Linked DNA regions of Homo sapiens: region 2 is linked to region 1. Evidence: chromatin loops called from intact Hi-C (ENCODE). Cell type or tissue: GM12878. All regions are shown on one strand.

Evidence for each region. A loop is a pair of places that touch in the nucleus more often than their neighbours do. Peaks named below come from ENCODE experiments on the same cell type or tissue, not always from the same donor. Only the 100,000 strongest peaks of a DNase experiment are listed, where the experiment ranks them.
Region 2: it touches region 1 in a loop (4-fold over the local background); 1 of 110 quality-filtered maps calls a loop at or near these places.

What each region holds. Positions count from the first base shown.
Region 1 is chr2:80,528,975-80,533,974 of GRCh38, forward strand. The region is part of intron 9 of CTNNA2 (catenin alpha 2); the gene reads left to right. Among named protein-coding and RNA genes, the nearest start is that of LRRTM1, 230 kb to the left of the region's middle. RefSeq lists a silencer at 924-973 and an enhancer at 1,434-1,563. In GM12878, a CTCF peak has its summit at 2,554; DNase peaks (open chromatin) are centred at 817 and 1,637; H3K4me3 peaks cover 836 bases; H3K27ac peaks cover 2,472 bases.
Region 2 is chr2:81,527,127-81,532,126 of GRCh38, forward strand. The region is part of intron 1 of LOC102724542 (a long non-coding RNA gene); the gene reads left to right. Among named protein-coding and RNA genes, the nearest start is that of LINC01815, 63 kb to the left of the region's middle. In GM12878, no CTCF peak of the experiment used is centred here; a DNase peak (open chromatin) is centred at 2,065.

The DNA of each region.
Region 1 (5,000 bases):
GAAATAAAAAGATCCTTCTCTTTGAAGAACACAACCAGAAAGGAACTTGGGAAATACGAGCAGAGATGGCTTCCTTGATCAGTGGCAAAGATTGCTGGGATTGGAGCATCTGGGGCAACTCATGTCCTGGTGGGCAGGCAGACAAACACCAGAGTAGTTTTTATAGGTATACCATCATACTTTGGGGTCAGCCAACTTTTATTGGTAAGAATAGTAACTATTTTCAGATTTGTAGGCCACATGGAGTCTCACAGATTTTTCTGTATGTAGGTGTTTTAACCGCCCTTTATAAGTGTAAAACCATTCTTAGCTTTAAAACCATACAAAAACGAGCCACTGGCTATATTTGGCCCATAGACATAGATTGTTACTCATAGTTTATAACTAAATACCAATGGAAAAGTATATCTATGTGTACATAATCTGTTGTGAAATAATAGGTATTAAGACATTTGAAAGTTAAATTTTCTGTCTTCAGGGAATGCTAAAACAATAATTGCAATTATTGCTTATTTAACTAAGCACTTACATTGATGAAGACCTCCAAATAGTTTTATAGCCCTCTTTTGTTCTCTCCCTTTCTCTAGGTGCACCTGAAAAATATTATTGGTGTTCACACAATGAGTATGCTTGCTAAACTTGGATCCCACAAAAGATTGCAGAGCCTATTTGAGGCAACAGCCTGGGGTTAAATAACGAAACAGCCAGCCTCTAGAGCACAAAACTAAACAGAAGCAAGTTACATAGAATTTCATTGCTTGCTTCTCTCTGGTACTATTAGTCAGAACACCAACTTAAGCTTTATTTCACGTAGCAGATTGAAAGGTCAGACTGGCCATTCACCCAGACTGATTCAGCGAGGGGGGTAAAAATGACCTACTGAGGATGAGAGTAAAACATTTCACTTGTAGAGAGTTGCTAAGGTGAGGCACATTTGAAGGGCACCATGGGGCTTGGCCTGCTCCTACGGGTGTTGGTTACAAGCATAACTTTGGCTCGGGGTTTGTGTACACTTCTGAAAGTGCAGCTGCGCCTTTCATCTAGAGCTAGCCATGGTCTCCTGAGAGCCTGAAGGTGAAAGCAAATGCATCTGTGGTCCACTACTGACCATGGCTCTGGACTGTGAGGGATGCATCTGCTGCCCAACAAGGCAGCAGTGGTTACTCGAAGGTCACCTTGGAAAAAAAGGGACTCCATGTGGCAGAGCCCTTTCTGAGAGGGCGTGAAATAACCCCAGGTGACGTGAAATAACCCTCCTGCCCACCCCCGGCACTGCTCTGCCCTGCTTTCTGAGCATCATGGAAATATTAGATTTCAGAGCTGAGCAAGGAGCTGTTGCAATTGCAGCCCTCAGTAGCAGTTTGTGGCCCATAAAAGGAAGAGTTGTAGGGCACTCAACAAGGGAGCTTCCAGCTCGGGAGAGACTTGTGAGAGCACTGGTTATCAATGAAAACCAGGAGGCCTTGTCAGACTGTGTATGTGTTTTGCAGGACACAGACAGGAAGAAACTAATAGTTGCAGGTATGATGAAAGTGGGGAGACCTTCCTGATGGGTTAGTGACATTAGATAGCCAGGAAACGTTGTTCATAAGTGGTATTAAGCAGAGGAGAACTTGAAGCAGGTGTCAGGAACCAGAGTATGAAGTCATATAAAGAAAGCAGAACTGGGATGAGCCTGACCACGTGGGAGGAGGATTTGAGAGTATCAGAGATGGTGCTGCAATACTTGGATGGTTTCGATAGCACTGTTTAATGAGCCTAAGACAGCAGATATGGAGAACTCTTTGATTTTTTCCCTCTCTGATGACTGAGGGATCTGGCCTACCACCTGGTCTGGGAATGGATGGGATTGCTCCCAGGGGAAAAGCATGGAAAAAGGGAGCTGTGCTTTGCACCCAAAGAAGCTTGAACTTATACACTAAGGAGAGAATTAAAACTTCATGAGAGAACATGGGGGAAAATGCAATAAAGATCTGAAAGAAAAGAAGAGGTGGCACTAGAGCTCAGGTAAGATGGAGTGAACAGGTTTGAGGGGTTGAGCTTGGAAAGAGTCCATGAGGCAATGCAGGTAATAGGAGGCAGGGGTTACAGGTTCTGAGGGCAGGGAGGGAGCTGTTAAGGGGAATGAGTTGGTTCAAAGGTCATTTCTTTAGTCAGTTCCCTGGTGCGGTCAAGGACAGCAGTCAGGTTGTCTCCCCTACCCCATATTCCCATTGCTGTGATTTACTTAGGAACCCTCTGGAGTTGTGACACAGGTTCCCAGGACTTCTCCTTCGGGCAGTAACCATTGCAGTGGCCAGACCAGGTGTTTACCAAGGGGCCAATGAGGACTAGTACCTTCTATTAGATATACTCTAGGGCTTTGTCTTGGGCTACCCATACAGACTGCTAAAGCCAGGAATGGAGCAGTAAGTGATAAGGAAGTGGATATCCAAGAAGGATACGGCCACAGATGAAAGGCTGCACAATTGGCCTCTTGGTTAGAGAGGCCTCTAGAGTGATCCTCCAGTTTCAGGAAGAGGTTGTTGATGGTGCTACATTGAGAGGTAAGCCAGATGGCAGTACTGACTCAGAATTGCTTCTCTGTTCACCTGCAAACTTCTTTTGTCAATGTTTGGGATGGTGGAGAATATCCTAGAGGTCCTTCTGGGTCTTCTGCTCCATGCCTATCTCCTCCTGGTTTTTTATTTGTTTGTTTGTTTTCTGGCCCCAGAACTTTGTGCTTTAAGGAGACCTGGGAGGGGCACATATTTTTATTCTTTAAGAACCTGTGCTTCTCCTCGATCCACTTAACTTTGATTTTACTTGTGTCATAAATACTATAAGTTGATACTTCTCTCATTTCCTGCTATGACGATGCTTTGGCATATTTGACAGGTCTGAAAAAATTAAATGGTTAAATCTCACCAAGTTTTCATCTAAACTGGGGGTTGGCAATCTTCTTCTGTAAAGGGATAGTAAGAGATCTTGGCTTGTGGGTCATATGGTCTCTGTCACAACTACCCAAATCTGCCATTGTCATGCAAAAGCAGTCATAGGCAATATGTATAAAAGGGTAAAGATGTGTTCCAATATGACTTTATTTATAGAAACAGGTGGTCAGAGGAAGAAAAGACCAAAGAACTTTTAGATAGGGTTGACAGAGTTTAAGGAAAAAACTCCTTGTCCTTATGTATTTCCCCAAAAGCCTGCCTGGGGAGCCTGAAATTTCAACAGTATATGGTAGTCCCCCCTTATCCATAGTTTTGCTTTCTGGAGTTTCAGTTACCAGTGGTCTGAAAATATTAAATGGAAAATTTCAGAAATAACTCATACATTTTAAATTGAGTGCCATTCTGAATAGCATAATGAAATCTTGCACCCTCTAGCTCCATCCACCCTGAATGTCAATCCTCCTTTGTCCAGCATATGCACTGTAGAGGCTATGTGCCCCTTCGTCACTTAGTATCCTTCTTGGTTATTAGATCTGCTGTAGAGGTATCCCAGTGCTTATGTTCAATTAACCCTTATTTTACTTAATAATGGCTCCAAAGTGCAAGAGTAATAATGCTGGGATATTTTTACAATTGTTCTATTTTATTACTAGTTATTGTCAATCTCTTACTGTTCCCAGGTTACAAATTAAACTTTATCGTAGGTATGCATGTTCAGGAAAATACATTATGTATATAGGGCTTGGTACTATTTGTGGTTTCAGGTATCTGCTGAGGTTCTTGGAAGGTATTTCCCATGGATTAGAAGGAACTACTGTTTGGTTTGTGTGTGTGTTTTTTTTAAAGCTCGAAAGGGCTCAGGAACATCTTAATTAGATTAAGGTGTTATATTACCTAGGAGAAGAAAATATGACCTTAGTGAATAGTTACTTTGATTAATCAATTAGCATCTTTTTCTAGGTAAACCAACAGCGATAAGAAAGAGCTGTACCCCAGAGGTAAGGGCAGATGGGAGCAGGAGGTAAGAAAGCACCCATGACAGGGAGGCTGCCTTGGAACTACGTTTATAGCTACTGTTTACAAGGTCTTGAACGGGGAGCCATGGGAGCCACAAGGATGAAAATAAAAATACAACCATTATCCTCAAAGATGTGGAAATTTAGTTGAAGATACATGATAGCTATGTGTGTATCTTTGATTTATACATCTAATTCCGTGTGTAGGTATCCTCCATCCATATAATAAATAATGGATAAGGCAATAGTATGTGGTAAGTTGCAATGGGTAGCACAGCCAGTAAGCCTGAAGGTGTTTGGAAGAGATCTATTTCTACTGGTTGTGTGAATGGGATGCCTTCAGCAACACGTGGATTTTGAATTGAACCTTGGAAGATTGCTAGTTTAATTGGCGGAGGCATCCCCTCCGCAAAAAAAAGAAGGCAATGTGGGACATAAACTGGGGACTCCTGACTGTTTTCCTTATTCTGTGTGAAGCGGGCTGTAGTCACAGATCCAATATTGGTTAGGATGGTTAGATTCATCCTGCATTGTGGATATGGCCTTGACTCCACACTTCCACTTGTCATCTGGAAATGTAGGAGACCAGGTTTTAGAGAATAGCTGCACTTACTTATTCATCTGGATCTTCATTCTGGAAACGTTCCTTGGCTTCCGTTAAATGTCAAGCACCGGATGGTTCAGTGCAGCCCTCCTGCATTGCCAGAGATGGATCCTGGAGTTTTCATCCTGCTAATATGCAGCCCACATATATGAAGGTCAACATGTTGTATTCACTGGAAATAAGTTGAGATTTCATTTACTTACATGAGATGCTGAAAACTAAGTAATAGTGGAGAGTTGCAAGGTTTTAGTTCCTCCATGTAAAGATGGAGAAAACAAAATCCCCTGATGCCTTTAGTAATTAAAAGGGCATTACATTCCCGGCATGGTTTAAGGTAAGACATGATAAGCCTCTCCTATCCTTTTCACATAACCACACATTATTGATGAGCCAGCATCAAGAAGGCATTAGGTGATGCTTTATTGTATTATTTTAAGCCACTGAGGT
Region 2 (5,000 bases), 1.0 Mb after region 1:
TGTTTTCCAGTAATGTTAATATTAATATCTTGAATATCTTAAAAATTATTTCATGAATCCTTAATCTTAGCCTGTGAAGAGAAAGATCATAATGTTGGGAGTTGTAGTAGTCAGCCTCCAAGATGGCCCCTAATAATGCTATCTTCTGCTTTCTCTAATCTTTTTTTTTTTTTTTTTTTTTGAGGCGGAGTCTCGCTCTTGCTGCCCAGGCTGGAGTGCAATGGCGCGATCTCAGCTCACTGCAACCTCCGCCTGCCGGGTTCAAGCAATTCTGCTGCCTCAGCCTCCTAAGTAGCTGGGACTACAGGCACATGCCATCATGTCTGGCTAATTTTTTGTATTTTTCGTAGAGACAGCGTTTCACCATGCTGGCCAGGCTAATCTTGAACTCCTGACCTCATGATCCACCCGCCTCAGCTTCCCAAATTGCTGGGATTACAGGCGTGAGCCACCATGCCCCGCCACTTTCTCTAATCTTGTATAGTCCTATTCCAACTTGTACCCCACAGGGTTAGCCTGTGTGACCGACAGCATATGGCAGAAGTGAAGATACTTCTGAGATTAGGTTATAAAAGACCATGGCTTTTATCTTAGGCTGTTTCTCCACTTCCTTCCCTTCTCCTCCTCTTTTTTTCTGCTACTTCTTTTTTTTGTTTTGTTTTGTTTTGTTTTGTTCTTTGTCTTCTTCTTCTCGTATCTATCCCTCTCCACTTCACACATTCACTCTAAGGAAGCCAGCTTCCATGTCTTGAGGACACTGAGGAATCTCTGTGGAGAGGCTCATGTTGACAGGAACTGAGATTTCTAGCCACAGCCAGTAAAGAACTGAGAACTCCAGCCAACTGCCATGCGAGTGTGTCAGCCTAGAAGCATATGCTACCTGAGTAAAGGTTTTAGCAACCTCATGAGAAGCCTTGAGTCAGAACCATCCAGTCTCTGAATTCCTGATGCTCAGAAATTGTTAATAAACTTTGTTTTTTTTAAGCCATCGTGTTCCAGGGTGTCTTTTTAAATGCAGCAATAGGTGACTATTACATAGGCATAGTGGGTTTGAAGAACTCATTAAGATATCACTCTCTACATAAATAAACATGTTGTAAGGACTACTTATTGGCCAAGGAATGCATTCTACCTTAACCTATAGCAATAAATTTGTAGCCTGAAACATAACTGCAATGGACTAAATGTTTGTGCCCCTCCCCCAAGTTCTGTGTTCAAATCTTAACCCCCATATAGTGATAATAGCAGGTGAGGCCTTTGAGAGTTAATTAGATCATGAAGGTGGTACCCTCATGAATGGTATTAACACCCTTAAAGGAGACACCAGAGAGCTCTCTCATCTTCTTACCGCAAGTAAAGATACAATGAGGAATCAGCAGCCTGCAACCCAAAAGAGGACTTTCACCAGAACTTAACCATGCTGGCACCCTGCTCTTGGACTTTTAGCCTCCAGAATGGTAAGAAATAAATTTGTATTTTTTTATAAGCCACTCAGTCTATGGCACTTTGTTATAGCTGCCTGAACTGACTAAGCCAAGGCCTTCTCAGAAAAACACAATATTTCTTTGACTTCCCTTGCATTTAGATTTGGTATTTGACTAAATGTCGGCCAATGGGATATAAGCCGATATATATATATAAAACTTCTGACTCATCTTTAACTTTACAGTTTTGAATGTGGCCTGGACCAGTCTTCTCTTTTCTTTCCCATAAGATGCAACATACTAAGGGATAGCAGAGTTTGTAAATTAATAGAAACTGAGTCCCAGGATGACAATTAAGATCAGGACCAGCCTTGAGATTGTTTGTGAGAAGGGAATAAATTGTTTTCCTTTTTAAATTTGTTCATAGTATTGTGGGGTACAGCAGGTTAGTCTTTCCCCTTATTAATAGAAGGTATTGAAAAGTTACCCAATGCATAGATCATTGCTATCTGTAGATATGAAAATGCCGGGGAGAATAGCTCTAACAGAGAAATGAGAAAATTGGTTAAGGTGGTCAATTGAGGAAGGGAAACTGAAAATAAGAGTGAAATTCAAACTAACTCAATACCTGGAGTACCCTAGTCAAATGCAGGACAAAGACCATTTAAAGTATATACTTTGACGTACCACTTCTAGACAAGGGGACTTCCTCTAGGAATTTACTTCTAGAGTAATCATTAGCCGTTTCTTGCCACCAAATGCAAATAAGACCCTGAAATAGTCTCTTTTAAGTTAACCTCACTTCATTTGAGAAATTCCCAATTCTCTTAAAGTATCTGTCCTTTTCCCTTCCTTTGCCAACTTATTCTTACCTCCTTTATGCATCCAGAATGTTATTTCTTGTTGTTATCAGCTCTCAGTTTAATACTGAGGCTGGCTAGCTTGCATGAGTTAGCTTGGATTAAACTGCAAAGTAGGTTTCTGTCTTCATGAACTACCACTTTTATTGCTCAGGTTTTTTTTTTTTTTTTTTTTTGTGACTGAGATGGGAATATGGGTTTGAGTAAGGGTATTTTGGTCATCTTTAATGAGAAACAGGTTAAATTAATAAAAAAAAAACCTAAAAAATGCTAGAGAAGAAAATGATAATAGTAACTTGAGGTGCTGTAATTGGACAGTAAGAGGCATAAATCTGACATAACCACAAGACTAAGTGTTATTTTCCCTTGAAGTCATGTCTCCATAACTAAAGCCTGTTTATATGGCAAATAACCCGAGGATTCATTTCATCATAATATGTTCAGGTAGTACTGCAGTCTTCTTATTGACTGAAACAATGAGAATCAAATCTCCAACTGTTACTGACTAGTAAAATGTACTAGGTTAATGATTTTTTTTTTTTAATTTGCCTTCATCAGATAACCCACTATTTTTCTGGCTAATTTGGAATTCAGAAGTAACCTTTGTTTCCTGTTTAGCAATTCTTAACGTTTCCTTTTTTGTTGTTTGTTTTTGTTTTAACATAGCAGCAGGATAGGACACAATTACTTCACACAGAGTGGCTCACTTTCACGGTGCTCTTGAGTAAATACAGAGACCCTGCTCATGTCTGCCTGTATTGAGAATCATCGTTCTAGCACTTCCAGTCAGTTCAGTTCCGTGGGTAATTACGAGCACCTTGGGCTAGTAGAATCCCTTCCTTCATAGCTTAAATTTTCCCCAGCTCTTCAGAGCTTGCCCATTTTTTCGTGTTTTGGTTCAGGCTATGCAAACTCTGTAAAGTTTGTCCCAGCTCCTCTTTTTTCCCATTTACATTTCTTGTGTCCAGATCAGTTTTGTTTTTGACCAATGATATGGATGGCATGCTTTATGAGCTCTATGCTGCCTCTTACTTTCTTCTCATCAATTCTATGACCCAAGGCGACAACATCCTGTCCCACATTTAACCTTTTATTTATTTATTTATTTATTTTTCTGGCAGGCTTTAAGGATAGTTGACCAGGGTGAGGAATTCAAACATAATGTGGCACAGGGTTAAGTTAACTAGCTCACATTCAGGTGAAAGAGGAGAGCTTATTAGAACCAAATAATGTAGCTGTTGATTCCATTGGCTCTGCTTTCTAAGTAGTAACTCAACTGGTCACAGGCACAGTACTTACTAGGTGACTGTATAGGGCAGTATCTGTCTAACTAAGATGTTCTTAAAAGCTTTTTTTTTTTTATTCCTGAGGATTAGATGACTCAGTTTTTTATTTTTTTTCAGATAAAGGAACATAGTATCAATTTTCTGAGCCCTTATATGAGCTAGACTGTTTGATGTTCACTGTCTACTCTCTGACACTCCTACCTAGGATCATGAACCTTTAGTAAAAAGGACCCATAATATACCCTGTCTCTTAGGTGACTCTATATCCACTGATAAATATTGTAAATTGCTCTTTAAAATTTAGAGATGTTATGATTAACACGCCCTTCCATTCACTCTAACATCATTTCTGTGAATATCGAGAGGACATATTTGATCTGTTTGATTAGGGCAAGATGGTCAGACAATGGCTGTGCCAGGTCATAGTCTAGCATTTGTGATTACTGGGTCACATGGGCTTCATTATGCTAATAACTATGCTATCCATCCATACAGATATTTAACTTACTGACTTCGAGGTTATTTCAGATATTTTCCATATCTTGGGGAAATTATACGTCATTAGATGTAAAGTCATTTTAATTAAGGGTACATTAAAAGTAAAAAACAAATTATTGATGGGGTAATGTCTCAAGCATCAGCAGACTCCATGAATGAGAGCAGTACTGCTCAGACACCAATCATTCTTGTCTTTAGCTGCAGCTTATTTTATTTTTCAGAACCATCTCTAATTAGAGTTTTGAAACGAGACCCCATAAACAAACTCTAAATTATATTTGACAAACTAGATATTCAATTTTAAATATTCTGCATGTTCTAATACACAGCAGAGAGCCCAGAGAAACATGACCAGCATAGCAAGTGAAGTCAGCAAACATGATCAGAATGCATAATGCAAAATCCATACTCAGTAGTTAACTTTTTTGTTTTTCTTTTATAATTAATGAATACCAGAATATTCTGTTTGTGGAGAAGTTGGATTAAAACCATAAATTATTATTGAAGCAGCCAGGTACAGGTTTGACATTATTATGCACAGTGAGAGGTGTTTAAGCATTAAACTGTTTGAGGCACCATCATCAAATAATTTTAGTTTGAATTTGTTATATTTTAAAGGTCCAGATTAGCCCATATTTCTTTGAAGGCCATCCTTAGATAATATTTTATATATTCCTTAATCATTTCAAATATTGTGCTTATATTGCTTGGAGTCTTAGCTCCAAGGACTCTTCTTTCTAAGAGTATAGTAGGGCTCCACCCACAATCAATAGCTGCTTTAACACATTGGTATGTGGAGACTTTTTGGAGACATTTGGTGTTGTAGAAACTGTGTGTTTCAAGTCTGAAAGTAACATGGTTGAGGTAGATTTCAATATGTTTCATATCACTTCATGTAAACAAGCAGATTCTTCAATTGCTCACATACTCTT